Linked DNA regions of Homo sapiens: region 1 is linked to region 2. Evidence: chromatin loops called from intact Hi-C (ENCODE). Cell type or tissue: endothelial cell of umbilical vein. All regions are shown on one strand. Links, peaks and the distances in the headings refer to the core of each region. The heading gives the core; the rest is flanking DNA. Region 1 holds the start of LOC124900642 (zinc finger protein 141-like). Region 2 holds the start of ZNF718 (zinc finger protein 718).

Region 1 (15,920 bases), core at 3,478-11,477, 89 kb before region 2:
TTTGAGACCAGCCTGGCCAACATGGCAAAACCCTGTCTCTACTAAAAATACAAAAATTAGCTAGGTGTATTGGCAGATGCCTGTAATCCCAGTCACCCAGGAGGCTGAGGCAGGAGAATTGCTGGAACCTGGGAGGCACAGGCTGCAGTGAGCTGAGATCACACCACTGTACTCCAGTCTGGGTGACAGAGCAAGACTCCATCTCAAAAAAAAGAAAAAAGAGAATTTTTAGAAGATTTAACAGCATGGGGCTGAAGATGCCCCTATTTGTGAACATGAGAAAAAATGCAGCCTTTTCAGAAATTATTTGCATTGAAGAAGTGCTTTCCAAAGTACATTTTAAGGCCTGACTTCCTTCATCACCTTTGGTCCCCTTGCCTGTGTCCTCTCCTTCATTCACTCTCACCTACCTGGGGCTTTGGCTACTGTCTCATGTGTCTTCCCATTAAAGGGCTCTTTTCTTTGCTCCAAACAGGTGATCAGGTCTGAGTTAAAGAGAGCAACACCTGTTTTATTTAAAAAATAAGATAAAATAACGTGACTACTGCTGAAGATTCTCCAATTACCAACCTAGTACTATGCTAAGAAGAAAAGAGAAATTATGGAAGATTCTAAAAAATTAATCCAAAAATTGTTTCCTGATAGGCTCTTTAGAATATTTAAGTGTTTCAAATCTGTGGGTTCTAAGTTCCACTACCCAGTACTACTGAATAAAAAAAATTGGTAAATTGGTACAAATTGGATTTTAAGATGTGGAAAACGATATTTTACAACACTGAATTTATAAAATTACCACTAATCTAGAGTGAAGGACAAAAATTCCCTCAATAAAAGAGAAGGTTTAGGTAAAGATGAAACATCTTAAAGATTTTTTTTACACCAGCAGACTCCCAATTTTTTCATGAAGAAACAAGGTGAAATTAATTCACGCAAAGCAGAAGCTCCCAAGAAACATTCTACAAAGGAAAAAAAATAAAACTCTGAGGGAATATTAGGAATTACACATGAAAGTTATCCTCACCCAGGGAGACCAGGTTTCTATAGTTCTCCAACATCACATCTCTATATACATTCTGCTGGGCAGGATCCAGACATTTCCACTCTTCTGGGGAGAATTCTATGGCCACATCCCTGAATGTTAAGAGTTCCTGAAAACACATATTTATCAAGTGACAGAGTTCTTTTTTTTGAGACAGAGTCTTGCTCTGTCACCCAGGCTGGAGTGCAGTGGTGCCATCTCAGCTCACTGCAAGCTCTGCCTCTCAGGTTCATGCCATTCTCCTGCCTCTGCCTCCCAAGTAGCTGGGACTACAGTTGCCTGCCACCATGCCTGGCTAATTTTTTTTTTTTTTTGTATTTTTAGTAGAGATGGGGTTTCACTGTGTTAGCCAGAATGGTCTCGATCTCCTGACCTCGTGATCCATCCTCCTCAGCCTCCCAAAGTGCTGGGATTACAGGCATGAGCCACCACACCCGGCCAGTGACAGAGTTCTTAAATTGACTACAGGAGAAATGAGTTAAGGGAGCTAGTTCTGACTGTAATTATCTGATAAAATAACTTTCAACACAGTCATGTTCTCTAAAGTATTCTATAACTCTTAGGAAAAATGATGGCACGCGAGCAATTACTGTTGCTGCAATGGAAATATGGGCTACACTGACCTGCTGCTACCAAAACCAAGCAGAGTAGACCCTGTGACTTCCTGGAACAAAGGGTAAACTCACCACTCATTAAAGTATCTGGAAGCCCTCATGCTTGACCCTGCCCTCACTGTAGAATCATGTTTTAGTTTAAAAAACAGGGATGTTTCCACCCAGAACAATAGACAGGATCTGTGGGGAGGGAACAAGTGACTGTTTCTCTTCAAACAGTCCATGTGATACTATTAGAAGACTCAGCTGAGAGTCACTTAGCTAAGCACTGGCTTTCAAGCTTCAATGTGCGTATAAATTATTTGCTATTCTAGGCCTCACTGTGACAAAATTCTGCAGGTTTGAAAAGGGTCCATGAATTATATAGCTTCTTATAGCAAGTCTCCTATTAATGCTGATATTCCTCCCCCTAGATCCATTATAGTACCACTCAGCTAGAGTAAGCAGGCACAGCACACAGGGTCCCTTACCCCAACACAAATACTTTTCATCTGAAGACCACCAATCGTCATCCTGAAACATGGCATTCTCTGCAGGCCCTTCAAAGGTTACAGAGGCTGGAGATGGTGGAAACGTCTGAGTAAGTCTGCATTTGAAAAACATGTGCACATGCATTAATGTGATCTTTATGGAGCATGTACTATGTGTGCAGAAGTATGTCACAGAGCACTCTGCTGGGAGGCTCACAGTATGTGTGTTAATTCTCATAACATCCTGGGAGATGGGTACTAAGTGTCCCGTAATTCCTAGGATTTTCCCCATTTATCTGCTTTTGTGTTTCAGGAAATTGGGAGCACCAGCTCTGGAGAGGCAGTAGGAGTAGCCACCCCAAACTCTTATCTCCTCTAAGCAGTTCTGTGAGAGATTTCAGTGTGGATTAGACCTGGACAAGATTCAGCAGAGGGTGGATCTGGGCAGGGTTGGGATAGAAGGTGGGTCCTAGGCTTCTGCTCTCTAGGCCACTAAATATTTTCAGTTTTGTTTTTCCTAAGCCTGCCCAAGAGAGATTTTATTCCCAGAGTTTGTGTAATTTTAATCTATTTTAGACACTTCCCTGTCTATATTACAACATACAATAAGAAGGAATTTAACCAAAACCCTTATGTTTTTCTAGACCAATTATATTAGAAGCTAAATACTTATTCTTAGCAAGCTAAAAACAATACAAATAATAACAACTTCTCTTCTGTCCAGAATAGCCCTTCAGGTGGAGGGATCAAAACTTACAAAATAACAAAAGGGAAGTAATGCAAATGAAGCTTAAGCTTCCTATGCAGTTTCTGTCTCTGTACTGAACACATGATGCTGAATTCAACCATTTATTCATGTGCTCTGGACTGCAAGTTCCTTGATGGGAGGGACCACAACTGCTTCGTCTCTTTTTCTAATGACCATATAAAATAGAAGCAATTAGCTTATTAATCAGTTTGAGTCTCCAGAACCAGAAAACTGGAACAACTCTTATCTGGTTATGAACCAATGAGATTCTTTCTGTGAGGGGAGGAACAAACCCTTGATAAGTCATTTCTCTTTCTCTGAAATGGAACCAGAATTAGACTTTCTTGTCAGACTGACCCCAGTCTGCTTTGGACATCCTCAAATGTCTCAAATAACTCACTGATGCTGGTGAGAGTGTCCTCAGTGACCCTGGGCTGAAGCCCCCCATAGTGATCCAGGCAGGAGAGACTGAGGCTGACTTTGTGGAGTGCAAACAGAAAACAGAACTGCCCTGGTAGAGCTGCAGATCCTGGATCCAGATGTGATGTGCACTGTCCCTGATCAGCTAACTCTGAGACAAGAGGAAAGATGAAAGTACTCCAGTACCCCAGTATACAGGATGGCATACTTGTGATTATGGTTGTGATTATGGCTCTGTATATTTTGTGGCCCTGACCTCTCACTGCTAAGGTGCGTGTTAACACCTACAGATTCTGCCACAGGATTCTGTTCACACCAGAAGCCTCTCACACAGGTGACAAGACCTGGAAAACTCAAAGACTCCACTCTGAAAGTGGGGTTTAAGAAGACTATGTTGACTTTTCATGATGCAGAAAATGCCTTCTGTGAGTTTTCTGTATGTCTTCAACCCAAAATCTGGCCCTGTCTTGTGACTCCTAGGCAGAAGCCAGCTTTTATGTGCAGATGCTAGGTGGGATCAATGCGCCTCTGCATTCTTGGGGATTACAGCAAACAGAGTAAAACCAGAGAGAGCCTCTCATGGAGGCTCCTTCAACACATTCTGAAGAATATTTCGACCTAAAAGGAAAAAGCTGGGGTAAATAAGTAGAGAGTTTATTTGGGCCAAAGCTTGAAGATTGCAACCTTGGGGTATATAGCTGCCCTGAATATACACTCCAATTAGAAGCAGTTACAAGTGTATTTTTAAAGGCAAAAAAGAAGGCAGAGAGGAGACTGATACAAAGTTGTTAGACATTCCTATTGATTTATAGAATTAAAATTGGTTAGTGGCTGGCTATATATGTTAAGCCACAGAGTGTGGGTTATAGTGTCCATTGTGGTATTATTAGGTTACTTTATAGCCACTGATGGCAATAGCAAGGAATTTCAAAAAACAAATAGTTCAAAGAGGGGAACAGTAGGACTGTGGTCTCATTTTAACAAGTCTCTGGGTCTGATAATTAAAAGAACTTGTATTTCTCAGATAAAAGTGCTGTTTTTCTCTCAAATCCCAGGACATAAATTCAGAATTTGGAACTGCACATTTAGGTCCTGGAGGGCTGGTGAGCTATGGACATTTGTGGGCATTTGGGCAAGGGGAGAAGGGACAGAATTGAAGTTATCAGGTTTAATCAATGCACATGTGTGATCCTGGTTGGGTGTATGGGCCCCATGATGTCTGAACCAGTGTCAGATCTGAAGATGCCAGGAGCACACACGGAAGTGGAATAACTGATGGCTGTCCTGAAAAGTTATTTTTGTAGAAATATAGTCTAACTGCTCTAGAAATGACTGTAGATCCCAAATAGAGAAACCTTTTTGTTTGCAGATTTGTGGAGCACTTTGCTGCACTTTGCCACAAAATTGTGGATTGTGGCTGGAATCCTTAGAAGGAAGGTTTTCTCTAAAGGGAAGCCTGGTGGGCACTTTGTGTATACCATCTGGTAATTCTGGACAGTGTTTGGAAAATATAACTAAAAGCAAAATCATCTCCAATCCTAAAATACTCTCCAAAATAATATTAGAGCAAGATAATGATTTGTTATTTAATTAAACCAAAATATGATGTACATCACAGGCAATCTACTAATAGATTGCAAATACAGAAAGAACGTCACCGTTAGTACTCAAGTACAAGACATGACAGCACCATTTGTCATACACAGTTTATAATAACGTCAACTAATTTGGGAGGTCATCTGGGTTTTCTAATTGGTAATATTAAAAACAAACAACAACAAAAAAACAAACACTTCCCATATCTTCATGATAGGACATAGTTTTGAAATGTGGAGCCAGGTACCTGCTGAAGGCAGCCTCCTACTCGCCTACAGAAACTGTGGCATAGGGTGTATATTCTTGCTATTCGCATTTCCTAGCAATAGTTCCCAGGTCCTAAAGACAGTTTTGAGTCAAAAAAGACAAATGACCTAGTTAACTGACAAAAATGATTTACATATTTTTCAAAGAAGCAGAGAAAATGTTTAAATATAAAAGTTTTCAAACTAAATGCTTTAAGAAAAGGGAGAAGAGCAAAAATTCTTCCCTCATTCTAAAGAGAAAGCATTAAGCCTCTTCTAATTTGTATTTGGTCCTACAACAGGCAAGTCTAAAGGCATGGTCTTGAACTCACTAACATCTGAATTCTTGTAGCACATGAGGGATGCACTTGAGCAAACTGTGTGCACAGGAAAGAGGATTTGTGGGTAAGAAAAGAGCATAAGAGAGAAAGGAGCTATCAAGAGCCTTGGGTGGGGGCAGGGCAGGATTGATGAAAGGACTGGTTTGTGCTACAGGTACAGGCCCAGGCAAGACTACGCTCTGACTGATTCCTGAGTCCATAAAGGCAGAGGAGATTAGGATCAGGTGGTCCAGAAGCCTGGGTAGGTGAAGAAAACAGATTCCTGCTGCAGATCTGGGGTTGAGATGAGCGTGGAGTCTTCTGGGCACTGTGTGTATTCTTAGGAGAAAACTGTAGGAGCAAAGCTGCCATGGCCACAATTCCTGAGGGTAGAACCCTGTCCTAGGACGCGTGTGGCCATGCGAATGCCCAGTGGGCGTGCTCAGGAGCGGGTTAGCATTGGGTGGCAGCCGGCAGCAGGGTGCGGGGAAGGGATGTTTCTCAGAACTCCTTTCCTCCAAGTTCTCAGTGCCCTCTCTACCCGGGAGGAGACCTGGAGGAACAGGACAGTGCGCAGCAGGACAGTGCATGTGCAGAACCCGGTCAGGTCTCCCGCGGACACCTGCGACTCCCCCCAGCCCAGGCTCAGCCATGTCTTTCTTCTGACAAAAAAACTTGCGGAGTTTCCTCAACACCAGTCAATGCTCCAACCCCAACGGGGTGTCCAGCAACTCACTAATGACACTACCCAGAGTCAGTGCTGACCCCACAAGCTCAGCGCTCTTCCTACAGCTGCCCTCCTGCAGACGCCAGTCCCTGCCTCTGGACACCCGTCTTCATTTCTGAACACCTGTCTACAAACCAGGGGCGCCCACACCCTCCTCAAGTTCAATAATGTGGCAGAACTACTCACAGAACTCAGCGAAGCGCTGTGCGCGCACACACTAGCGTATTCTAAAAGATGCTACTCAGGAACAGCCACGAGGAGGAGGCGCACAGGGCAAGGGGACTGGTGGGCAAGTTAGAGAGGGCGGGTGATTTGCTTTGCTTCCTCACACACCTCACAAAAGCCTTTCCTTCAAGACCCGCTGGCAGTCCTCAAACCATGAGCCAAGGCCTGCGCTGTCCCGTTAATGAGTCCCCATTTGCTCACATGAACTCTTATGTTTTGATGGGGCCTCGATCTCATTCCGAACAGGGTCAAGTAGGGATAGGACCCCCCCGGACCACAGCTGCTCCCACTCCGGCATCGCGCACGCGACGCAGGCGTCTTCCAGATGAGCTACTCCTCACCCCACAGCCCGGGGAAGGTGCGGGGCTGCGGGCGCAAAACTGCACAAGGAGGGCTGCAGGCTGGGCCAGAGCAGCCTTGCGGGGACCCCGACAGGAGCGCGGGTCCCCCGACAGGAGCGCGGGTCCCTCACCGGAGGGGACTGAGGACCGAGGGCTGAGCGGCGGCAGCGGGGACTCCGTTCGCAGACTGGGTACCGCTGCCGCCATTTCCCGCTGGTTCCGATAAGGCCTCCCCGCCACGTCGCCTCCGGACGCCCTGCCCGGCACACTCACCATTTCCCGGCTTCAGGGATGTCGTAGAGTCTTAGCTACGAATCATCCAATACCCGCAGGTCACAGAGCGACGGAGGCTGAGGCTGTGGCCGAATCACTGAGGCCTCCCTGAGGGGTGGAAGCAGGTCGGTGAGGCCCTAACCGAGCTCAGGCAGAAGCCTGACGCAAAAGCGGCGCCAGATCCCGGATGCCGCCCCCTCCTTTGCCTGATTGGGCAGTTCTCAGTCCAGCGCCCTCATTGGATACAACTACTAGCTCTACGCCCTCAAGCTTTGAGTGACAGAATTCGAGTGACAGAAATTCGACCATACACTTAATGAGGCAAGACTGACAGACTCGTGTCTCCAGGTACTTTCAGGCAGGGCTTTCTGTGCTAGGCCTGGCTCTGTTGGGGGTTCATTTTTAAACTTCTGTTGTGTGAGGTTACGTCCGTTTATAAATTGTGCACGCACGCGCACGCACACACAGACACACTTGTTCACAAACGGAAACAATATAATCACAATTATTTTAAAATTTTAGATCTCATAACCTTTCTGGCCTCTGGTCTTTTGAGTAGGACACCTGAGATTTGAAGAGAGAAGCAAGTCTCTAAAAAATAAAATGTTGGCTATTTGTGAATTTACAATTTTTCATTGGCCACATCCAAACTAATAAAAATAAACAAGTGAAATTGTTTATGATAATTGTAACCTATTGTATCCAAAATATTATTGTTTTAATACATGATCAATATATAATTAGAAATAAAGTATATTTCTGGTCTAATTCTTCTAAACTCACTGTGCATTTTTTGTTTGCAGCACATATTACTTCAAACCAGCCACATTCCAGGTACTCAGTAGCTACATATGGCAGGTGGCCACCACATTGAGTGCAGCCATGAGGGCTCTAACCTCAGGGAATTGAGGGCCTGGACACCTCTTTTCTGTTGGAAGTGAGGGAACAACCTCTCTACCAACTTTTCTTCTCAGGCTCAAGGGTGGGTGGGACAGTGCCCCTAGAGAGAGCAGAGGCTGCAAGCTGAGAGTGTCCACGTGAATATCACGGTCTCCTAGTTGCTCTTTGGTGCTGGTGTGGTGGTCTCCTCAGTTCAGCCAGGTTCAGGCTCTCGTCCCATGACCTGGAAAAATGAGGCACATGGACACCAGAGAGTGAGAAAGCAGAGTAGGATTTATTAAGCAAAAGGAAAGCTCTCAGCAGCAAGAGGGGACCTGAAAGCAGGTTGCCAGAAATGGGGCTGAGTTCTGGGTCTTTTATGTGGCAAGAACGAGGAAGTCTTCTGTGGGTTCTACCCAAATGGGACGGGTCAAGTTCCCCACCAAGGGTGTTGCATCTGCGCATGCCTGGGGTTGACCACAGTGACTCCATTTTGGTTATTACCCATGAGTGCCTAAGGGAAACTTACAGGGGAGAAGCTAAAACCACAATGCTAATACCATGTTAATGACTTTACAATGAGCTGGGTGAAGACAAGGAAATTTAGGTTGATTTATTTTGCCTATGTCTAAGCTGGGATAGTCCCATCTGAGCAACATCCTGGCATAAGAGGAAGTTCTTAACCACATTTCTTCCCACTAGCTACAGGGGCGGGGCAGGTGCAGTCCCACAGGTGCTTTTCCTCTCCCGAGACCCTCCGTCCCTATTTTCCTAACCAGCCTCGACTGCCTTCTCTCTCGGGGGTTGAGCTGGTTAGAAATTTAGGCTGGGCTTAGCTGGGCCATTCTTCTGGGCTCAGTTTGGCTCCTTCAGGTGTGAGTGGTCAGCTGCTGGTGAATTAGGTGGCTCTGCTTCTGGGAGTGAGCTGTCTGTAAACTGGCGCACTTTGGCTTTTCTCAGCATGCTATTTTATCCTACAGAAAGCTAAAATGGGCTTGTTTTCATGGACATGGAAAAATTCTGAAAAAGATAACAGAAGCATTTAAGACCTTTTGAGCCTGGGCCCCAAACTGGCACACTGTCATATGCACAGCTTCGGCCTGTGCAAATAAGGAAGATTCAAGGTTTGGGAAACAGAATCTGTCTGTTGATGGGAACCACTATAAAAGCCATTTCCAAGAATATGAATACAATAAGAAAAATTTTTTTAATTTCTGTTTTTGCAATCAATTTTGTTTTGTCTTTTCTTGCAGGTAAGTATAAAACTCTCCCACATCTACTAAGCAGCTGGCTTGGACTCAGGATCAACGTTGTCTCTGAAGCCCATGCACCTCCATAGACCACACTACTCAGCCAGGTTTCCTGGTCCTTCAAGGGGCTAAAGAGTTACATTTCTGAAATAGAAGCAAGATTTTTTTTTGAGAATCTCATTCCATCCATCCAGTACTCTTCACCATTGGAAATAATTCACTCCAGGGAATGCTTCTGAAGTCTCTTGGAAAAACTGGAAATGATTTGAGGAAATGGCTAAGCATTGAGTGTAGGAAATTAATGCCCAACATTACATTTTAATTTCTTATCATAGGATAAATATGAAAACACCTATAATGCACTCCACATATCTGCAAACCCTTTGTGTCATTATTCTGTATTGGTAGGATACTTGTGATTTATTTTATTTTATTATTATTTTTTTTTTGAGACGGAGTCTCGCTCTTTCGCCAAGGCTGGACTGCAGTGGCGCTGTCTTGGCTCACTGCAAGCTCCGCCTCCTGGGTTCAGGCCATTCTCCTGCCTCAGCCTCCCTAGTAGCTGGGACTATAGGCACCCGCTACCACACCCGGCTAATTTTTTTTTTGTATTTTTAGTAGAGACGGGGTTTCACCGTGTTAGCCAGGATGGTCTCGACTGCCTGACCTCGTGATCCACCCGCCTCGGCCTCCCAAAGTGCTGGGATTACAGGCGTGAGCCACCGCGCCCAGCCTGTGATTTTTAATACAGACTAAATCAACTTACTGTGCCTGAAAAAACTTTTGCTCTGAAGGCAAGTGACATAGAGATAGAGCTGCTGATATTTTTCCCTGTTGCAATTTAGCCAACCAGCAGAGTATGTTTTGAAGGGCCAAGATGTTTTCTAAGACCCCCATCTAGGAGCAGCTATATGGCAAATGCCTAGAGCACACATAGAAATCACACACAACCAATGCATTCCTGACCCTGAATCAATGCTTCTCACCCTTGGGTGCACATTAGAATAAACTGCTGTGCATGTGGGTGGTGTTGTTTAATGTTCCCAAACCCAAGTTGCAAGGGAATAATTAAGCCAGAATCTCTAGAGTGAGACCCAGGCAGCAGTGTGATTTAAAGCTCTCCCGGTGATTACAATATGCAACCATACTCCAAAATGTCTGCTGTAAACCAACATCTTTCAGAGAACCAGTTGAAAATATTTCTCAAATTAATGTAAAACGTGTTTGCTGTTGAGTTGTGGCCTTTCAGTCTTACTCGTATTACCCATATTCTATCCTTTGCAAAACTGACCTCTGCTACTTGTTTTGTTCCTGATTCAAACCAGTTCCACACATACTGAGTGCACACTGTGTGCAGCCCACTGTGCTATGTGAATATTGTTGTGGAGGAAGGACTTTGCTGTAAGAAATTTACATTCCCCAAAACTAAAACCATGTTACTTACTCAATTGAAATAAAAAATGAAAGACTGAGGGGGACGCCCAAGGGTCAGGACATGAGTAAATACCTTGGAATATTAGTATCCATCTCATGATGCCTGAGTGTAAATGCCCCACTTTCAAACAAAACAATACCAAGCATTGCTATTATTCTGAAATATTAAGTTAGGATTAAATAATATTTAAAATTTTATTGATGTATAACACGCATACAGAAATATATGCACAATAAAATATTAATGTAATGCTCAATAAGTTGTAACAAAACTAATACATTGCATAACTATAGAATAGAACTACCCCTGTTTTTGCCCACAAACCACTTCCTTTTTTCCTCCTCCCCAAACCTAATCATGATCTTAAGAGCTAATGCTATAGTTTTTCTTTTTATACAAGTGTTTTATTAGAGAATATTTTAACTTATACACAATAACCAAAATAGTATAATATGGGGGAAAAAAAGAGAGATCAGACTGTTACTGTGTCTATGTAGAAAGAAGTAGACATAAGAGACTCCATTTTGTTCTGTACTAAGAAAAATTCTTCTGCCTTGAGATGCTGTTAATCTGTAACCCTACCCCCAACCCTGTGCTTGCAGAAACATGTGCTGTGTCAACTCAAGGTTTAATGGATTGAGGGCTACGCAGGATGTGCTTTGTTAAACAAATGCTTGAAGGCAGCATGCTTGTTTAAAGTCATCACCACTCCCTAATCTCAAGTACCCAGGGACACAAAACACTGTGGAAGGCTGCAGGGACCTCTGCCTAGGAAAGCTAGGTATCGTCCAAGGTTTCTCCCCATGTGATAGCCTGAGATATGGCCTCATGGGAAGGGAAAGACCTGACCATCCACCAGCCCAACACCCATAAAGGGTCTGTGCTGAGGAGGATTAGTAAAAGAGGAAGGCCTCTTTGCAGTTGAGATAAGAAGAAGGCATCTATCTCCTGCTTGTCCCTGGGCAATGGAATGTTTCAGTGTAAAACCCAATTGTATATTCCATATACTGAGATAGGAGAAAACCGCCTTAGGGCTGGAGGTGAGACATGCTGGTGGCAATACTGCTCTTTAATGCACAGAGATGTTTACGTATGTGCACATCAAAGCACAGCACCTTTTTCTTAACCTTGTTTATGATACAGAGACATTTGTTCACATGTTTTCCTGCTGACCCTCTCCCAACTATTACCCTATTGTCCTGCCACATCCCCCTCCAAGATGGTAGAGATAATGATCAATAAATACTGAGGGAACTCAGAGACTTGTGCTGGCCTTGGTCCTCCGTATGCTGAGTGCCAGTCCCCTGAGCCCACTTTTCTTTCTCTATACTTTGTCTCTGTGTCTCTTTCTTTTCTCAGTCTCTCATCCCACCTGACCAGAAACACCCACAGGTGTGGAGGGGCAGGCCACCCCTTCAGTATAAGATGATGCTCAGCCTCAACATCTACTAATTATGCCCTATTTCTGTTTAATTTCTACTTCAACTCATTCCCTATCCCCTCTTTATTGTTGTTTTTAGTTATTTTTGTAAGATAAGATGTATATGCATTGAAACATAGTCTTTACTGTACATTTTTGACAATCAATATATCTATATATTCTTTTCCCTTTCATTTATAGAATTACTGCCAGTTAAAATTATCAGTGTGCATGTGAATCACCTGAAAATATTATTTGAAATCCAAATTTTGATACAATGTATCTGGGTTTTGCCTGAAAAACCCAGTGTCCTGTCTAGACCAAGGGTCGTGGGTTGAAGCAGGGCCTGAAGGGTGTGCTAGCAACATCACCTTGCCCTTGCCTGACCCCACCCTCACCCACCTGTGACTCACCTCTGGGGCCAGAGGCAGGGAGGGGAGGGTCATTTTGGCAAATGAGGGGTCTGTGCCATGCAAAGATTCTTGCCCCTTTAGAAATGAGCGAGGGTGAAAACATCATGGCCTCCAGCATCTACATGCACATCTCCCCTGAGCCCACATGGCCACCAAGAGGGCTGCTGATGGCCTCTTGTCCCCCAGTAAATTGCCCCACCTCCAGATGGACCACAGCAAAGTCAAGGGAAATTCTGTCTGGTCCTTGTTTCTGCTTAGCCACTTCTGAGCTCTGTAGCCTTGCACAGGCCTTTGCCCCTCTCTGAGCCTAAGTTTTCCACCATATGATGGGGATATTTACACAAACCACACACACAATGAAGGTGAAAAGAGAGAACAGGCAAAATGACCTCATCTGCCAGGGAGTCAGTGCTCAGATAACTCTCATGCTCTGGGGTGGAATATTTCTTCAGAGACAAAGAGCTTGAGGATCCAGGACCTGGGCCTGCCACTGACCTGCTCTGTGACTCTGAGACAGTGGCTTCCCTTGTCTGAGCTCAAATTCCCACTGGACAGGCTGCTCTAACCTTCTGTGTCCCTGGGCTGGGAAGGGAGTTAGTCCTCCCCACCTTGTAGGGGAGCCCTTGACCATGGTTGAATGCAATCTGGCCCCACTGTCCTGCCTCATTGGAGCAGTGGGAAAAGGTGAACACAAAACCCAGACCCCACTGATCTGGGAACAGGCTCTTCTTGAATTTGTCAGGGACCTTCAGGAATTTGTCACCAGTTAACCAGCCTGTGACTCTGTCCACAAGCTGCCCCTTCTGCATGGATGCTGCTGTCCACTGCCACTCTAAGACACCTCTGATGCCTTCCCATGGAAGGATTCTTACACACATGCACACTCACACTCACACACACACACAAAGTCACATACACACAGTCTCACACACAGTCTCTCAGTCTCACAGACACACACACAGAGACACATATGCTGTCACACACATAGCCACACAGTCTCCCACACCACCCACAGAGTCACACACACGCACTCATGCAGTCACTCACTCACACATGAACTCACACACACACTCATACCCACACACAGTCACACAGTCACACACAGTCATACACAGTCACTGACGCAGAGTCAAAAAAACACAGTCACACATACACACAGTTCATACATACACACAGTCACACACAGGATCACACACATACATCGTCACACACAGTCACACACAATCTCACACACAGTCACCCACACACACACAGTCACACACACAGTCACACACAGTCATACACTCACAGAGTCACACACACAGTTACACACACACACACACGGCCCATACTTCCTCCAGGCTCACAAATCGCCCCTCCACAAACCCTCCCTTCACGGCCACAGCCTGCATGCCAACATCAGTCCGTCCTCACAGAGCTGAGTTGGGTGTGCAGCCCTCCCTGACGTGGGAAAAGCAGGTTTAGGGGAGTCAGTCGCGCATCCCCAGTGCCCTACAGGCCTCACACCGGCTGGGGCAGTGACCCTGGATGGGGAGCGCTTTGGTGTGGGTCACCATTGCTGAGGACACCCTCCTTGCCAGGGAGTGGGGTCCTGGGGGTCCTGGGGGTCTGGGGGGCGGGTCTCTGACTGCTGTAAACAATAGGTTGGTGGTGTCCACGCAGCAGGCAGCAAATACTCAGGAAGTGAGCGTCCTGTCTTTGGCCTCAGCTTTGTGTCTGTAGAATGGGGGTGAGGGGACTCAGGACTCGGAGCGCTGTCGGGTGGGGCGAGGTAGGATGAGAGTGTGTCTCCCTCCCCAAGCTCACCCAGAGCTGTGCGGGGTGGGATGGCCCCAGGATCCTTGGTTCCAAGCAGCTCCTGGTGGCCCGCCACCCCCACCCTGGCTGTGCTGCACAGCCCTAGTCCTCATTGGCCCCACTGCACAGTCGCTTTGAGGTTGGCCGGGGTCTGCCCTGCGATGGCGATGCTGCAACTGGGGTGTTGCCAGGGCCACCAGGGGTATTGGCAGGACCTGGCAGTGGCGGCGAGGACTTGGATTCCGGAAAGGTGGGAGGGCCGTGCCCCTAGCCCAAGCCCCACCTGGACTGGCCACTGTCAGCCAAGCCAGGGCCGGGGCGGACAGCATGGGCATTGAGGGCAAAGCTGGGACCACACCCCTGGGTGACCCCGAGCTGCGGAGCCCCGCAGGGTGGAGCTGGGTCTGGCCACACAGGCAGATGGCATCGCGGGTGGGCCAGAGCCCAGGACGCACCCAGGAGTCCAACCTCATGGCACTGCACAAGCTAGGGAATGGGGCTTGGGACAGCACCAAGGCCGCCCCAATGCCAACACTCCCGGGAGACCCCATGGGCTGCCTGTGGAGAGGCTGGATAAGTGCATTAAGTGATCAGAAAAGTCACTGGCTGGCTCTGTTCATGAGCAGAATGCTTTCAGAAAAGTTTATGCTCACACAGTGCTTGGACAGCATTTGCGTAGTTTGGCACTTACTTGTCTGCTTGGGCAGATGCTCATATGCTTACACAGAATGGATATTGTGATGGTGGAAAGTCAGTTGATGCTACAAATACAAATTACAGAATCATGAGTTACTTTTAACAAGCAGAGGTGAAGGATCTCCTTCTGCAAGTTGGCTGGTGCTTGAGGTATATTCATTCAATGTCTTTGATTCACATGGACATGAAACCGGTAATATTTCCATGTCTCAAACCTCAATCCCCAATGCAGCCTCTGAAGAAGGGGATGAAGATGAATGGGGGTATTGGTCCATTTTCAGGCTCCTGATAAAGACATACCTGAGACTGGGTGATGTATAAAGAAAAAGAGGTTTAATGGACTCACAGTTCCACATGGCTGGGGAGGCCTCACAAACATGGCAGAAGACAAAAGGCACATCTTACATGGCAGCAGACAAGAGAGAATGAGGGAACCCAGTGAAAAGGGTTTCCCCTTATAAAACCATCAGATCTCTCAGGAGGACTTATTCACTAACAGAAAAGTATTGGGGAAACTGCCGCCATGATTCAATTAACTACCCCCAGGTCCCTCTCACAACACATGAGAATCATGTGAACTACAGTTCAATATGAGATTTGGGTGGGGAAACAGCCAAATCATATCATTCCAACTCTGGCCCCTCCCAAATCTTATGTCCTCACATTTCAAAACCCCACATGCCTTCCCAACAGTCCCTTAAAGTCTTAACTTATTTCAGCATTAACTCAAAAGACCACAGTCCAGGCTGGGTGTGGTGGCTCATGCCTGTAATCCCAGCACCTTGGGAGGTGAAGGCAGGCAGATCACTTGAGGTTGGGAGTTTGAGACCAGCGTGACCAACATGGAAAAACCCCATCTCTACTAAAAATACAAAATTAGCCAGGCACGGTGGCACATGCCTGTAATCCCAGCTACTCAGGAGGCTGAGGTAGAAGACTCGTTTGAACCCAGGAGGCAGAGGTTGTGGTGAGCCGAGATCATGCCATTGCACTCCAGCCTGGGCAACAAGAG
Region 2 (15,920 bases), core at 2,587-10,586:
CATTATACCACTCAGCTAGAAAAAGCAGTCACAGCATGAGTCCCTCACTGCAACACCCTTATCACGACACAAATACTTTACATCCGAAGACAAGACCACCAATCATCATCTTGAAATACGGCATTCTCTGCAAGCCCTTTAATGTTTACAGAGGCGGAAGATGGTGGCAAGTCTGAGTAAGTCTGCATTTGAAAAACGTGTATATGCATCAATGCAATCTTTATAGAGCATGTACTATGTGCTCAGAAGTATGCCATAGAGCAGTGTGCTGGGAAGTTCACATTATGTGTGTTAATACTATAACATCCTGAAAAGTAGTCCCATGCTTCCCAGGATTTAAATGCAGGGCCCCAGCATTTCTATTTGTTCTTCTGTTTTCTTATCATTGTTTTTTTTTTTAAATGCGTAGAATAATAGCTCAATATAGAGAGACGGGACAGATACAGAAAGGAAGTGCTAAGTGCAATTCAGAGGAATTTTTTATTTTTGTGTTTGTAGTTATTATGAGACTTGTGAAAAAAACCACTGAAACTGCAGAGATGGGGAACAGGTTGCTGGATAGGATGTCTCTAGAAACACTGACTTTAATTTTATAAAAAAGAATTTAAGGCACAAAAGTATATTGCTTTTCCTCATTTATCTGCTTTTGGGTATCAGGAAATTGTGAGCACCAGCTCTGGAGAGGCAGTAGGGGTAGCCACCCCAAACTCTGATCTCCTCTAAGCAGTTCTGTGAGAGATTTCAGTGTGGGGTAAGACCTGGACAAGGTTCAGCAGAGGGTGGATCTGGGCAGAACTGGGACAGAAGGTGGGCCCTAGGCATCTGCTCTCTATGCCCGTAAGTATTTTCAGTTTTGTCTTTTCTAAGCCTGCCCAAGAGAAATTTGATTCCCAGAGTTTCTGTATCTTAATCTATTTTAGCTAATTCCCTATTTTATAACATTATAACACACAATAACAAGGAATTTAACCAAAACCCTTATGTTTTTCTAGACCAATTATATTAGAAGCTAATTATTTATTCTTAGCAAGGTAAAAACAACACAAATAATAACAACAATTTCTCTTCTGTCAATGAACAGCTGATCAGATGGTGGCATTAAAACTCACAAAACAATAAAAGGGAAGTAACACAAATTAAGCTTAAGTCTCCATACAGTTTCTGTCTTTGTACTGAACACACGATGCTGAATTCAATCATTTATTCATGTGCTCTAGACTGCAAGTTCCTTGATGGTAGGGACCATGACTGCTTTATGTCTTTTTCTAATGATCATATGAAATAGAAGCAATTAGCTTATTGATCAGTTTGAGTCTCCAGATTCCTCATTTTTCACCAAAGAACCAGAAAACTGGAGCAATTCTTATCTGGGTACAAACCAAGGAGATTCTTTCTGTGAGGGGAGGAACAAACCCTGCATGAGTCACTTATCTTCCTCTGAAATGGGAGCAGAATTAGACCTTGTCAGACTGACCCCAGTCTGCACATGACATCCTCAAATGTCTCATTACTCAAAGATGCTGAGTAATGATGCCCTCATAGTGATCCACGGAGGAGACACTCAGGCTGACTTTGTGTGGTGCAAACAGAAAATGGCGCTGTCCTGGTGGTCCTGCACATCTTGGCTCCAGATGTGATATCCCCTGTCCCTGATCAGCTAACTCTGAGGTAAGAAGAAGGACAAAAGTACTCTACTCCCATAACACAGTATAGAGGAGGAAGGTACACTTGTGATTATGGTTGTCATTAAGGCTCTGGATATTTTGTGGCCTTACCTCCCACTGCTAAGATGCTTGTTTACACTTAAAGATTCTGCCACAGGATTCTGTTCCCATCAGAAGCCTCTCACACAGCTGTAGCAGGTCACTGAACAAGATCTGGAAAACTCAAAGGGCCCCACTCTAAAAATGGGGCTTAAGATGTCTACATTGACCTCTCATGATGCAGAAAATGTCTTCTGTGAGTTTTTCGTATGTCTTCAACCCAAAGTCTGGTCCAGTGTTGGGAATCCCAGGCAGAGGCCAACTTTTGTATGCAGATTCTAGGTGGGATCAATGTGCCTCTACATTCTTAGGGGTTAGAGTAAGCAGAGTAAAACCAGAGGAGAGATCACCTCATGGAGGCTCCTTCAACACATTCTTAAGAATATTTTGACCTAAAAGGAAATACTGGGATAAACATAATATAAGTAGAGAGTTTTCTGGGGCCAAAGCTTGAAGACTGCAATCCTGGAGTATAAAGCTACCTGAATATACACTCCAATTACAAGTATATTTGTAAAGGCAAAAAGGAAGGCAGGATAGAAAGTTGTCAGGAATTCTTATTTACAGAAGTAACATTGGTTAGTGATTGGTTATATACATTGTTAAGCTATTGGGTGTGGATTATAGTGTCCAGTGTGGCATTATTAGGTTAATTTATAGCCACTTGTGCCAATAGCAAGCAATTTCAAAAGACAAATAGTTCAAAGACGGGAACAGTACATCACTGTGGTCTCATTTTAACCAGTCTCTGGGTCTGATCATTAAAAGAACATGTATTTCTCAAATAAAAGTTCTTTTCTTCTCTCAAATCCCAGAAAATAAATTCAGAATTTGGAACTGCACATTTAGGTCTTGGAGGGCTGGTGAGCTATGCACATTTGCGGGCATTTGGGCAAAGGGAGGAGGGAGAGAATTGAAGTTCTCAAGTTTAATCAATGCACATGTATGATCCTGGTTGGGTTTATGGGCCCCGTGATCTCTGAATCCGTGTCAGATCTGAAGATGACAGGAGCACTGAAGGAGGTGAAATAACTGATTGCTGTCCTGAAGTGATTTTTGTAGAAATCTAGTCTAACTGCTCTAGAAGGGACTGTAGATCCCAAATAGAGAGACTATTTTGTTTGCAGATTTGGGGAGCACCTTGCTGCACTTTGTCATACAATTGTGGGTTGTGGCTGGAATCCTGAGAAGAAAGGTTTTTCTCTCAAGTGAAGCCTGGTGGGCACTTTGTATATAACGTCCAGTACTTCTAAACAGTGCATGGAAAATATGACTAAAAGAAAAATTTTCAGCCAGGCACGGTGGCTCACGCCTATAATCCCAGCACTTTGGGAGGCCAAGGCCGGTGGATCATGAGGTCAGAAGATGGAGACCATCCTGGCCAACATGGCGAAACCCCGTCTCTACTAAAAATACAAAAAAATTAGCTGAGTGTGGTGGCGCGCCTGTAATCCCAACTACTCAGGAGGCTGAGCAGGTGAATCGCTTGAACCTGGGAGGTGGAGAATGCGGTGAGCCGAGATCGCACTACTGCACTCCAGCCTGGCGACACAGCGAAGACTCCGTCTTAAAAAAAAAAAAAAAGAGAAAAATTATCTCCAATCCTAAAAAAATTTTCCACCATAATAGAACAGCAAGAAAATGTTTTGTTATATAATTAAACCAAAATGTGATGTGCATCACAGGCAATCTACTAAGAGACTGCAAACACAGAAAAAAAGTCACCATTAGTTCTTAAGTAGAAGACTTGAAAGCACCATTTACACAGTTTATTATTTCACCTAGTAATTTGGGAGGTAATCTGGGTTTTCTAATTGGTAATATTCAAAAGAAAAATAAACTTCCCACATCTTCATGACAGGACGTAGACCCACAATGTGGAGCCAGGTACCTGCTGAAGGCAGCCTCCCACCCTCCTACAGAAACTGTGGGATATATTCTTGCTATTCACATTTCAAAGCAATAGTTCCCAAGTCCTAGATAAAGACAAGTCTGAGTCAAAAAAGACAAATGACCTATTTAACTGATAAAAATGATTTACATATATTTCAAAAACTGGTGAAAATAATTATAAAAATTTTCCACCTAAATGCTTTAAGAAAAGGGAGAAGAGCAAAAATTCTTCCCTCACTCTAAAGAGAAATCATTAAGCCTCTTCTAATTTGTATTTGCTCCTACAACAGCCAGGTCTAAGGCATGGTCTTGAATTCCCTAACGTCTGAATTCTTGTAGGCACGTAAGGGATGAACTTGGGCACACTGTATGCACAGAAAAGAGGATTTGTGGGGAAGGAAAAAGCACAAGACAGCAAGGAGCTATCAAGAGCCATGGGGTGGGGGCAGGGCACAACTGATGAAAGGACTGGTTTGTGCTACAGGTACAGGCCCAGGCAGGGCTACGCACTGACTGATTCCTGAGTCCATAAAGGCATAGGAGATTAAGATCAGATGGTCCAGAAGCCTGGGTTGGAGAAGGAAACGGGCTCCTGCTAAACAGATCTGGGGTTGAGATGAGCCAGGAGTCTTCTGGGCACTGCGTGTGCTTTTGGCAGAAAACTGTAGGAGCAAAACTGCCATGGGCACAATTCCTGAGGGTAGAACCCTGTCTTAGGCCAGGTGTGGCCGTGCGAATGCCCAGTGGGCGTGCTCAGGAGTGGGTTAGCATTGGGTGGGGGCTGGCAGCAGGATGCGGGGAAGGGATGTTTCTTAGAACTGCTTTCCTCTAAGTTCCCAGTCCCCTTTCTCCCCGGGAGGAGGCCTGGAGGAAGAGGACAGTGCCCAGCGGGACAGCGCCTGTGCAGAACCCGGCCGCGCCTCCTGCGGACACCAGGTGACTTCCTCCAACCCAGACTCGGCCATGTCTTTCTTCTGACAGAAAACTTGCGGAGTTTCCTCAACACCAGTCAATGCTCCAACCCCAACGGGGTGTCCAGCAACTCACTAACGACACCACCCAGAGTCAGCGCTGACCCCACAAGCTCAGCACTCTTCCCGCAGCTGCTCTCCTGCAGACGCCAGTCCCTGCCTCTGGACACCCGTCTTCATTTCTGAACCCCTGCCTACAAACCAGGGACGCCCACACCCTCCTCAAGTTCAATAATGTGGCAGAACTACTCACAGAACTAAGAGAAGCGCTGTGCGCACCGACACCAGCGTATTCTAAAAGATGCGAACAGACACCAGCGTATTCAGGAACAGCCACGCGGAGGAGGCGCACAGGGCAAGGGGACTGGCGGCAAAGTTGGCGCAGGCAGGTGATTTGCTTCGCTTCCTCACACACCTCACAAAAGCCTTTCCTTCAAGACCCGCTGGCAGTCCCCAAACCACGAGCCACGGCAGAGCTTTCCCATTAATAAGTCCTGTTTGCTCACATGAACTCCATGTTTTGATGGGGCCTCAATCTCATTCTGAACAGGGTAAAGTAGGGACGGGATTCCGGACCACAGCTCCTCCCACGCCGGCACCGCGCAGGCCGCCGCGGTGTCTTCCGGATGAGCTCCTACTCACTCCACAGCCCGGGGAAAGTGCAGGGCTACCGGCGCAGAGCTGCACAAGGAGGGCTGCAGGCTGGGCCAGAGCCGCTGTACGGGGACTGACAAGAGCGCGGGTCCCTCACCGGAGGGGACTGAGGACAGAGGGCTGAGCGGGAACTCCATTCACAGACTCCTCCCACCGCCGCCATTTCCCGCCGGTTCCGATGAGGCCTCCACAGCCTTGGGACGCCCTGCCCTGCACACTCACCATTTCCCGACTTCAGGAGTGTCCCAGAGTCTTAGATACGAATCATCCAATACCGGCAGGTCACAGAGCCACAGAGGCTGAGGCTGTGGCAGAATCACCGAGGCTTCCCTAAGGAGCGGGAGCAGAGCGATGAGGCCCTAACCGAGCTCTGGCTGGAGCTACAAGCAAAAGCCGCGCCAGATCCCGGATGCCGCACCCTCCTCTCTGCTGCGCGCCTCATTCGGCAGTTGTCAATCCAGCGCTCTAATTGGATAGAGCTGTAAGTCTCCCGCCTCAGGCCTTGAGTGACAGAAGTTGCAACCATACACAGCACTGAATGAGGCGAGAGTGACAGGCTCTGGCCTCCTGGTACTTTGAGGCAGGTTTTTTGTGTTTGTTTTTTGAGTCTGGCTCTTCTCGCCCAGGCTGGAGTGCAGTGGCGCGAACTCGGCTCTCTGCAACCTCTGCCTCCCGGGTTTAAGCGATTCTCCTCAGCCTCCCAAGTAGCTGGGATTACAGGTGCCCACCACCACACCCGGCCAATTTCTGTATTTTTAGCAGAGACAGGGTTTCACCATGTTGGCCAGGCTGGTCTTGAACTCCTGACCTCAGGGTATCTGTTCGCCTATGTCTCCCAAAATGCTGGGATTAAAGGCGTGAGCCACCACGCCCGGCCCAGGCTGGGGTGTTATCTCTGTGCTTGGCTTGGTACAGCCCAGTGGTCATTTTTTTAACCTTGTGGTATGTAAGGTTAGGTCCATTTATAATATAAATTATACACACACGCATGCATGCACGCACATGCACACACACGTACACATGCACGCGTGCATACACAAACTTGTTCACAAACGGAAACAATATAATGACAATTATTTTAATGTTTTATAACCTTTCTGGCCTCTGGTCTTTTGAGTAGGACACATGAGATTTTAAGAAGGAAGTAATCCTCTAAAAAATAAAATGTTAGCTATTAGTGAATTTTCAATTTTTTATTAGCCACATCGAAAATAATAAAAACAAGTGAGATTGTTTGTGATAATTTTAGCCTACTATATCCAAAATATTATTGTTTTAATATGTGATCAATATATAATTGAGAGGTGAAGCCAGCTGGACTTCCTGGGTAAACTGGGGACTTGGAGAACTTTCCTGTCTTACAAGAGGATTGTAAAATGTACCAATCAGCACTCTGTAAAAACGCACCAATCAGTGCTCTGTAGCTAGCAAGGGGATTGTAAAATGCACCAATCAGCACTCTGTAAAATGCACCAATCAGCAGGATCCTAAAAGTAGCCAATTGCAGGGAGGATTGAAAAAAGGGCACTGTGATAGGACAAAAACGGAACACGGGAGGGCACAATTAAGGGGAAATGGGAGGTGGAATAAAAGCTGACCACCCCAGCCAGCAGTGGCAACCAACTGGGGTCCCCTTCGATGCTGTGGAAGCTTTGTTATTTCCCTCTTCAAAATAAACCTTGCTACTGCTCACTCTTTGGGTTCGTGCTATCTTTAAAAGCTGTAACACTCACCACAAAGGTCCGTGGCTTCATTCTTGGTCAGCAAGACCACAAACCCACCGGAAGGAACCAACTCCAGACACATAATTAGGAATACCTATATTTTGCCAGGCGCTGTGGCTCACGCCTGTAATCCCAGCACTTTGGGAGGCTGAGGTGGGTGGATCACGAGGTCAGGAGATCGAGACCATCCTGGCTAACATGGTGAAAGCCCGTCTCTATTAAAAATACAAAAAAATTACCCAGGCGTGGTGGCGGGTACCTGTAGTCCCAGCTACTCAGGAGGCTGAGGCAGGAGAATGGCGTGAACCCGAGAGGCAGAGCTTGCAGTGAGCCGAGATTGCACCACTGCACTCCAACCTGAGCGACAGAGCAAGACTCCGTCTCAAAAAAAAAAAAAAAAAAAGAAGTAAAGTATATTTCTGGTATAATTATTCTAAACTCACTGTGCATTTTTTGTTTGCAGCACATTTTACTTCAAACCATCCACATTCCAGGTACCCAGTAGCTACATATGGCAGGTGGCTGCCACATTGAGTGCAGACATGAGGGTTCTGACCTCAGGGAATTGAGGGCCTGAACACGTCTTTTCTGCTGGAAGTGAGGGAACAGCCTCTCTACCAACTTTTCTCCTCAGGATCAAGGGTGGGTGGGACAGAACCCCTAGAGAGAGCAGGGGCTGCAAGCTGAGAGTGTCCACGTGAAGACCACGGTCTCCCAGTTGCTGTTTTGTAGAGATGTGGTGGTCTCCTCAGTTCAGCCAGGTCTAGCCTCTCATCCACGACCAAGAAGAATGAAGCATGGCAATACCAGAGAGTGAGTTTGGCAGAGTAGGATTTATTAAGCAAAAGGAAAGCTCTCAGCAGCAAAAGGGGACCTGAAAGCAGGTTGCCTGAAATGGGCCTAATTTCTTTTTTCTTTTTTTTTTTTTTTTGAGACAGAGTATTGCTCTGTTGCCCAGGCTGGAGTGCAGTGGTTTGATCTCAGCTCACTGGAACCTCTGTCTCCCTGGTTCAAGTGATTCTCCTGCCTCAGCCTCCTGAGTAGCTGGGATTACAGGCACCCACCATCATGCCCAGCTAATTTTTTGTATTTTTGTAGAGATGGGGTTTCACCATGTTGTTGGCCAGGCTGGTCTTGAATTCCTGACCTCAAGTCATCCACCTGCCTCTGCCTCCCAAAGTGTTGGGATTACAGGCGTGAGCCACTTCATGCATCCGAGTTCTGGGTCTTTTATGGGGCAAGAAAAAGGAAGTCTTCTGGGGTTCTGCCTAAATGGGAGGGGTAAGTTCCCCACTAAGGGTATTGCATCTGTGCATGCCTGGGGTGGGCCACAGTGACTCCATCTTAGTTATTACCCATGAGTGCCTAAGCAAAAACTTGGAGAAATGGGGGAAGGGGTGTGCTAAAACAACAATGCTAATGTCGTGTGTACGATATTCTAATAAGCTGGGTCAAGTTTAGGACATTTAGGTTGATTTATTGCGCCTGCACCTAAGTTGAAAAAATCCCTTCTGAGCAACATCCTGGCATAAGGAAGTTGTTAACCACATTTCTTCCTGCTAGCTACAGGGGCAGTGCTGGTGCGGTCCTGTGGGTGTTTTTTCTGTCCCAAAACCCTCCCTCTCTATCTGCCTAACCAGCCTCTGACTGCTTCCTCTCTCAGAGGTTTGTTTTCCTTTTAAATATCAGACAATAAACAAAGAATGATGGGGCTCCAGTAGGAGAGAACACAATGTCTTCAGATATCTTCGCAGCCTTGACCTCCAAAGTTTAGATGTAGAGGGAATGGATTAAAGGCAAACTTCTTGTTTCTTATTTATCTTTGGACCTAATTGTCAGGCTGTAACTGTGTGTTTTTCTCCTGTGGCGTGGGGCATGCTGTGAGTTTAAGCACCGATCACTTGCATCCACATCTACCTGCACTTCTGTTCCAGAAGGAAGGCCGTAAGTGTGAGTTGTCCAGATCCTTGGCATTTTGAACAAAGAATTGAACAAAACGCAGAAAGTAACAGAGGAACAAAACACCGGAAGAAGCAGCAAAAGTAGAAATTTATTAAAGTGAGAAGGCACTCCACAGGGTGGGCGTGGGCTCGAGCAAATGGCTCAAGGACCTGGTTACAAAGTTTTCTGGGTTTTAAGTACAGCTTTTGGGGTCCCTATTGGCTGCCCCTTATCTGGATGAAGGATTTGGTCTGTGGCTAATTAAAAACTGACAGGAATTGACATCCTATGCAGATGAAGGGATGGCGTGTGCTTAGCCTGTGGCCACTCCAAGGCACTCTCCCTTTCCGTCTGAGGAGTGGTGGAACGGGGTGGGTTGTAGGGAGAGTAGCCTTTGATCCTTTGCCACTCTGGTGTGGGGGGACGGGTTCTTTTTCTTTCGGTTTAGCTGTTGGAAGTTGGCCTTAACTGGTCTTAGGTTCCCTGCCCCCAGATCTTGGTGTTTTTTCTTTTAGGAAGTCAGCACAAATTGGCCTTAAGTTCCCTGCCTCTACACCCTATTCTCCTACCTCACTTCTGAATAACTGAATACCATCTTACAACAAATCTATTAAATAAAGGGAAAATAAAATCAATACTTACAGGGTGCCGAGCGTTTGCAGGTTATTTGTAATCAATCTGTCCTGGCATCCTGTATTTAATGGGTATATATATTACTAAGCTATAACTGCATAACAAACAATCTCAAAACATACTAGCTCATGATTGAGGTGGTTGGAAATTTAGGCTGGGCTCAGCAAGGCTATTCTGGGCTCAGTTTGGCTCCTTCAGGCATGAGTGTTCAGCTGCTGGTGAATTAGGTGGCTCTGCTTCTGGGAGTGAGCTGTCTGTAAACTGGGGCACTTTGGCTTTTCTTAGCATGCTATTTTATCCTCCAGAAAGTTAAATGGGCTTGTTCTAATAGAGATGAAAGGGTTCTGAAAAACAAAACGAAGCATTTAAAACTGTTTGAACCTAGGTACCAAACTGACATACTGTCATGTGCACAGCTTTGGCCAGTGCAAATAAGGCAAGAAAGAGTCAAGGTTTGGGAAGCAGAATCTGTCTCTTGATGGGAACGACTATAAAAGCCACTGCCAAGGGCATGAATACAAGAAGAAATTTTAAAATATTTGTCTTTTTTATTTTTGAGATGCAGTTTTGCTCTTGTCACCCAGGCTGGAGTGCAATGGCATGACCTGAGCTCACTGCAACCTCTGCCTTCTGGGTTCAAGCAATTCTCCTGCTTCAGCCTCCGGAGTAGCTGGGATTACAGGCACATACCACCATGCCTGGCTAACTTTTTCTATTTTTAGTAAAGATGTGTTTCCCCATGTTGGCCAGGCTTGTCTCGAACTCCTGACCTCAGGTGATCCACCCACCTCGGCCTCCCAAAGTGCTGGGATTACAGGTGTGAGCCACTGCGCCTGGCCAAAAAAAATTTGTCATTTATGCAATCAATTTTATTATGCCTTTTCTTGCAGATGAGGTTTATATAACTGCCCCAAAGCTACTAAGCAGTTGGCTGGGACTCAGGATCTACTTTGCCTGAAAGCAAGAAACATCACTCTGTCTACCTTCCAATATACTATAAGGCTATAGTGACCAAAATAGCATGGTACTGGTACAAAAACAGACACACAGACCAATAGAACAGAATACAACACTCAGAAATAAACCTGCACACCTACAGCCATCTAATTTTTAACTAAGCTGGCGAAATAAGCAATGGAGAAAGCACTCTCTATTCAATAAATGGTGCTGGGATAACCAGCTACTCATATGCAGAAGAGTAAAACCAGACCTATACCTTTGGCCGTATACAAAAATTAACACAGGATCAATTAAGGATTTAAATTTAAGACCTCAAACTATAAGAATGCTACAATGCCACCTAGGAAATATATTTCTTGACATTAGCCTTGGGAAAGAATTTTTGGCTAAGTCTCCAAAAGCAATTTCTGGAAAAACAAACATTAACAAGTGGGACTTAATTAAACTGAAAAGCTTCTGCTTAGCAAAAGAAACTATCAACAGAGTAAACAGAAAATCTATAGAATGAAAGAAAATATTTGCAAGCTATGGATCTGATGAAGGTCTAATTTCTGGAATCTGTAAGAAATATAAACAATTAAACAAGCAGAAAACAAATAAACCTATTTTAAAATGTGCAAAAACATGAACAGATATTTATCCAAAGAGAACTTACAAGCACCAACAAATGTGAAAATATGCTCCACATCACTAATCATCAGAGCAATGCAAATCAAAACCACAGTGAGATATCATCTCACACCAGTCAGAATGGATATTGTTAAAAAGTCAACAAAAGACATATGTTGGTGAAACTGTGGGAAAAACAGAAAACTTATACACTCCTGGTAGGAATGTAAATCAGTTCAGCCACTGTGGAAAGCAGTTTGGAGATTTCTCAAAGAACTTAGAACTACAATTTTACCCTGCAATCCCATTACTGGGTATTTATCTTTAAAAAATTATTCTACCAAAAAGACACATGCACTCACTTGTTTATTGCAGCACTATGTGCAATAGCAAAGACATGAAATCAACGTAGTAACCTATGAGTGGTAGGCTGGATTTTAGAAATGTGGCACATATACACCGCAGAATACTATGCAGCCATAAAAAGAATAAAATTATGGGTTTTTTTGCTGCAACATGGAAGCAGCTGGGGGCCATTATTCTAAACAAATTTATTCAGAAACAGAAAATCAAATACTGAATTTTCTCAGATATAAGTGGGAGCTAAACGTTGGGTACTCATGAACATAAATATGGCAACAATAGACACTGGGAACTAGTAGATGTAGGAAGGAGGGGAAGCAAGTGTTGAAAAACTGTTGAGTACTATGTTCAGTACCTGGGTGACAAGATCACTCATACCCAAAACAGCAACATCACACAATATGCACATCAAACAAACCTGCATATGTACCCCCTTAATCTAAAATAGAGTTGAAAAACAAGTTTACAGTACCAACCATGCACCATAAAACTTATCATACTTCCACAAAAAAATATATATAAAGCATCTTGGTTTAAAAATCTATAAACATATACAGTTGGAAGCTAAAAAATAAACAGTTGGAAGACCTAATGCATATTCTCTCTTTTATACAAAATGGTAAACATTAATTTCCACAAAGCAAATGGCTATAACAAAATCCAAGCACCCTTTTCCTCTGAGTCATGGCTCCTGGAAGATGAGGCTGTGCATGAAGATGGGGCTGTGCATCTTTTCTCCTGCGTCCCAAAATAGATCCATCAATACAGCCACCTTCAGCTCCCCAAGGGGTACCCCAAGAATCACATTCTGTTGCTATTACACTGCCAGAAGTGAGGAGCCCACTGAATAGCCAGCCCCAGGACTAAGGCAGAGTCAGCAAGCCCTGAGGGACAGAGGCAGGAGGCAGGCAGCAGCTGGAGGGAGAGAGAAGAGGTACAAAGACCCATAACAAGCCTTCAGCCTGATTTTGATACAAAGCCTGCTGAAGTCACCCTCTTCTTCTTTACATCCAAGAACTACTTCAGATGACTCTTCACTGTCTTTATAATTTAGCTCCTTCTCTGAGAGCTAAACTGAGTATATGGGAAATGTAGAGAGGGTGTTTTAAAAGAAAATGTTCCACACAACTCTTGGGGTCACAAATGGCTGTTAGAGAAGAGGATTTGAAGGTTCAAATATCCTCAGTGAAATAAGCATTGCTGGTATGAAATAATCACCAGCGTGTGTACCACCCTCTCACTGCCTCATTGACTCAGGCTGGTTGTATGAATATTTTCCTTGACTCAATTCTTTACACAGGATGCTCCTTGAATAATCCATTTGGAGACTCCAGAGAAATAAAAACAGGGCTGCGGTTTCTCTGTAGGCCACTCTGCATCTAGGCGAATCTTTCCAGTATTCTATTTTCTCTCCACCACTCTGTGTAAAAGGGTCTCACCCTGCACTTCCCATTTTGCTTTTACTATGGGGAAGTTCCCTCTCAATCTTTGTTTTCCACAAAAAGCCCATGTCTCATATTCCATTTTCTGAACCCTCAGCTTAGTCAAGTCCACTTGAATTTTTACAAAGAATGTCTTAGTGTTATAAAGAAATCTCTTTAAAATGTGAAAGTCATCTGACATGAGTGCGGCAGAACTCCACTCCAAACAAAGTGGATTTTCTTCCTCTGGCCGGGCCTGCAGCCTCTTTCCTCAAAACCTTTACAATGCTAGGATTCCCTTGGAAATCCTAAGACTCTTACTTGTTCCCTCCAATGAAGGAAAATATTGTTTTTCATTTGGCATGGAGACACAGAGAAAAGAGGCGGAGAGAAAGGTCATGGGAAGTGAATACAGGGTAAAGTAAAGGCATCTATGCACAAGCACAGTGATCATGTTCTCACCAAGGGCAACACACATGTTCAAAAAACCAGCAGAAGGTTGGAAGGCCTAACACATCAAGATACAGAAACCTCAAATCTTCATCTTATGCAAATTAGAAATTGCAGAAGAAAAGATTAGTGAACCACAAAAACTATTCAAAATGAAACAGAGAGAGAGAACAAAAAGAATTTTTAAAATCCAGAGTGCATCAGTGAGCTAGTAGTACAATAACTTGAAGCTCCCTAACATATATATACATATATATATATATGATAGCAGTCCCCAAAGGAGAGGAGAAAGAGGAGGGGATCAAAAATATATTTGAAGAAGCAGCCAAAAAATTAGCAAATTTGGTAAATTATGAAAAGTTCAAAGTGCAAGAATTGCAAAGAAAATTATGACACATCACAATAAAATTGCCCCAAACCCATGATAAAAAGTCAACATGCTCTAAATAATCCATGGGTCAAAGCAGACATCAAAAGGAAAATCAGAAAGTATTTTGAACTGAATGAAAATAAAAACACTAAAGTTTGTGAGCTGCCTCTGAAAATGAGCTTGGGGTAAATTTATATCATTAGTAATCATATTAGGGGAAAAAAAGGTCTAAATCAATGACCTAAGCTTTAAACTTAAAAATTTAGAAAAAGTAAAATTAAACCCAAAGAGAAAAGAGAAAATAACAAAGACCAAAACAGAAATCAATGAAATAGAAAACAACACACACACACACACACACACACAGAGAGAAAGGTCAATAGAATCAAAGCTAGTTTTCTAAAAAAAATTAATAAAATTGATTATCCTATATCTAGACTAGTCAGTCAGGGGAGAAAAGAGAACAGGCACAAAATAACAATATCAAGACTAAAAGATGTGACATAGCTACAGATGTTCACAGATGTAAAAAGGATAAGGAAATAGTCTGAACAGCTTTATGTCACTAAATTTTAGAACTTAAAATACATTTGAGACACAAACTACAAAAACTGATCCAAGAAAAAAAAATCTAAATGGCATGTATTTATTTTAAAAATTAAATTTCTAAAAAAAAATTAAATTTCTAGTTAAAAACTTGCTCACAAAAACATCTCCAGGTCCAGATCACTTCACTTTGTGGTCTCTAGATGAAAACTTTTAAAAGAAAACTTTTATGACAATGAATTAAGCAAAGATTTCTTCCATAAGACATGAAAAACACAATGCGTGCAATAAGAAATTAACAAATTAGATTTTATCAAAAAATTTAAAAACTTTTAATTTTTAAAATATAAGCCATAGACTGGGAGGAAGTAGTTGCAAATCATATATTTGATAAGAGACATGTTTCCAGAGTGTATACGGAAAAAACTGATTTTTAAAACTGACCAAAGATTTGAATAGGCCTCACCAAGGTGTTACAGGAAAGGGGTCCTGATCTGGACCCCAAAAGAGGGTTCTTGGTTGTCCAGCAAGAATATGGGGCGAGTCCATAGAGTAAAGTGAGAGCAAGTTTATTAGAAAAGTAAAGGAATGAAAACTGGCTGTACCACAGGCAGAGATGGGACATGAGCTGGTTCTACTGACTATACTTATTTCTTGATTGTATGCTCAACAGAAGGTGGATTATTCGTGAGTTTTCCTGAATGAGGAAGGTTCCTCCCCCTTTTAGATTATATAGAGTAACTTTCTGACGTTGCCTTGGCATTTGCAAACTGTCTTGGTGCTGGTGGGAGTGCCTCTTAGCATGCTAATGTATTATAATTAGCATATAATGAGCAGTGAGGATGACCGGAGGTCACTTTCATCACCGTCTTGGTTTTGGTGGGTTTTGGCTGGCTTCTTTACTGCATGCTGTCTTATCAGAAAGGTCTTCATGACCTGTATCTTGTGCTGACCTTCTGTCTGATCCTGTGAGTAAGAATGCCTCACCTCCTGGAAATGCAGCTCAGTAGGTTTCAGCCTCTATTTACCCAGCCCCTTTTCGAGATGGAGTTGCTCTTGTTCAAATGTCTTTGACAAAAGAAGATATACAAATGGCAAATATGCACATAAAAAGATGCCCAACATAAACAGTAGTCTGTATTTGGAAGCAACAGAAATAAGGAAAATGCAAACTAAAACCAAAATGAGAAATTACTCTCCACATATTAAAATGGCTAAAATGAAAATGGCTAACCATACCAAGTTTATATTATCATGTGGAACAACTGGAACACTCACACTGTTGGTGGGAATGTAAAATGGTAAAACTACTTTGAGAAAAAAATTGGGAGTTTCCTAAACAGGTAAATGTTCACCTATCATATAATCTAGCCATTCCACTACCAAATATTTGCCCAAGAGAAAGAGAGAAAGGAAAGCATATGTTCACACAAAGACTGCTTACAAATGTTTCATTTTCTTTGTAATAACCCCAAACTGGAACCAGTGAAAATGTCCATCATCAGGTGAATAAATAAGCAAACTGTGACATATCCACACAATTGAATATGACTCAGCAGTGAAACAGAATGTGCTATTGACACATACTTCAACAGGGATGAATCTCAAAATAATTATGCTGA

The links. Peaks named below come from ENCODE experiments on the same cell type or tissue, not always from the same donor. Only the 100,000 strongest peaks of a DNase experiment are listed, where the experiment ranks them.
Region 1: a loop joins it to region 2, with 4 times the contacts of the local background. A loop is called at or near these places in 4 of 110 quality-filtered maps.

The regions. Positions count from the first base shown.
Region 1 is chr4:203,880-219,799 of GRCh38, reverse strand. LOC124900642 (zinc finger protein 141-like) reads right to left here and starts at 1,244. Exons shown (of 2, transcript XM_047416470.1): 1 at 1,022-1,244; 2 at 157-506. The coding sequence starts at 1,160. The coding sequence ends at 403. It also overlaps the pseudogene LOC100288172 and the pseudogene ZNF876P. In endothelial cell of umbilical vein, for the core only: no CTCF peak of the experiment used is centred there; a DNase peak (open chromatin) is centred at 7,199; H3K4me3 peaks cover 1,133 bases; H3K27ac peaks cover 621 bases.
Region 2 is chr4:114,257-130,176 of GRCh38, reverse strand. ZNF718 (zinc finger protein 718) reads right to left here and starts at 5,676. Exons shown (of 4, transcript NM_001039127.6): 1 at 5,504-5,676. The coding sequence starts at 5,506. LOC124900641 reads left to right here and starts at 4,586. Exons shown (of 1, transcript XM_047416469.1): 1 at 4,586-6,973. The coding sequence starts at 4,929. The coding sequence ends at 5,405. RefSeq lists enhancers at 4,442-4,501, 4,762-4,961, 5,252-5,691. In endothelial cell of umbilical vein, for the core only: no CTCF peak of the experiment used is centred there; a DNase peak (open chromatin) is centred at 5,766; H3K4me3 peaks cover 1,784 bases; H3K27ac peaks cover 842 bases.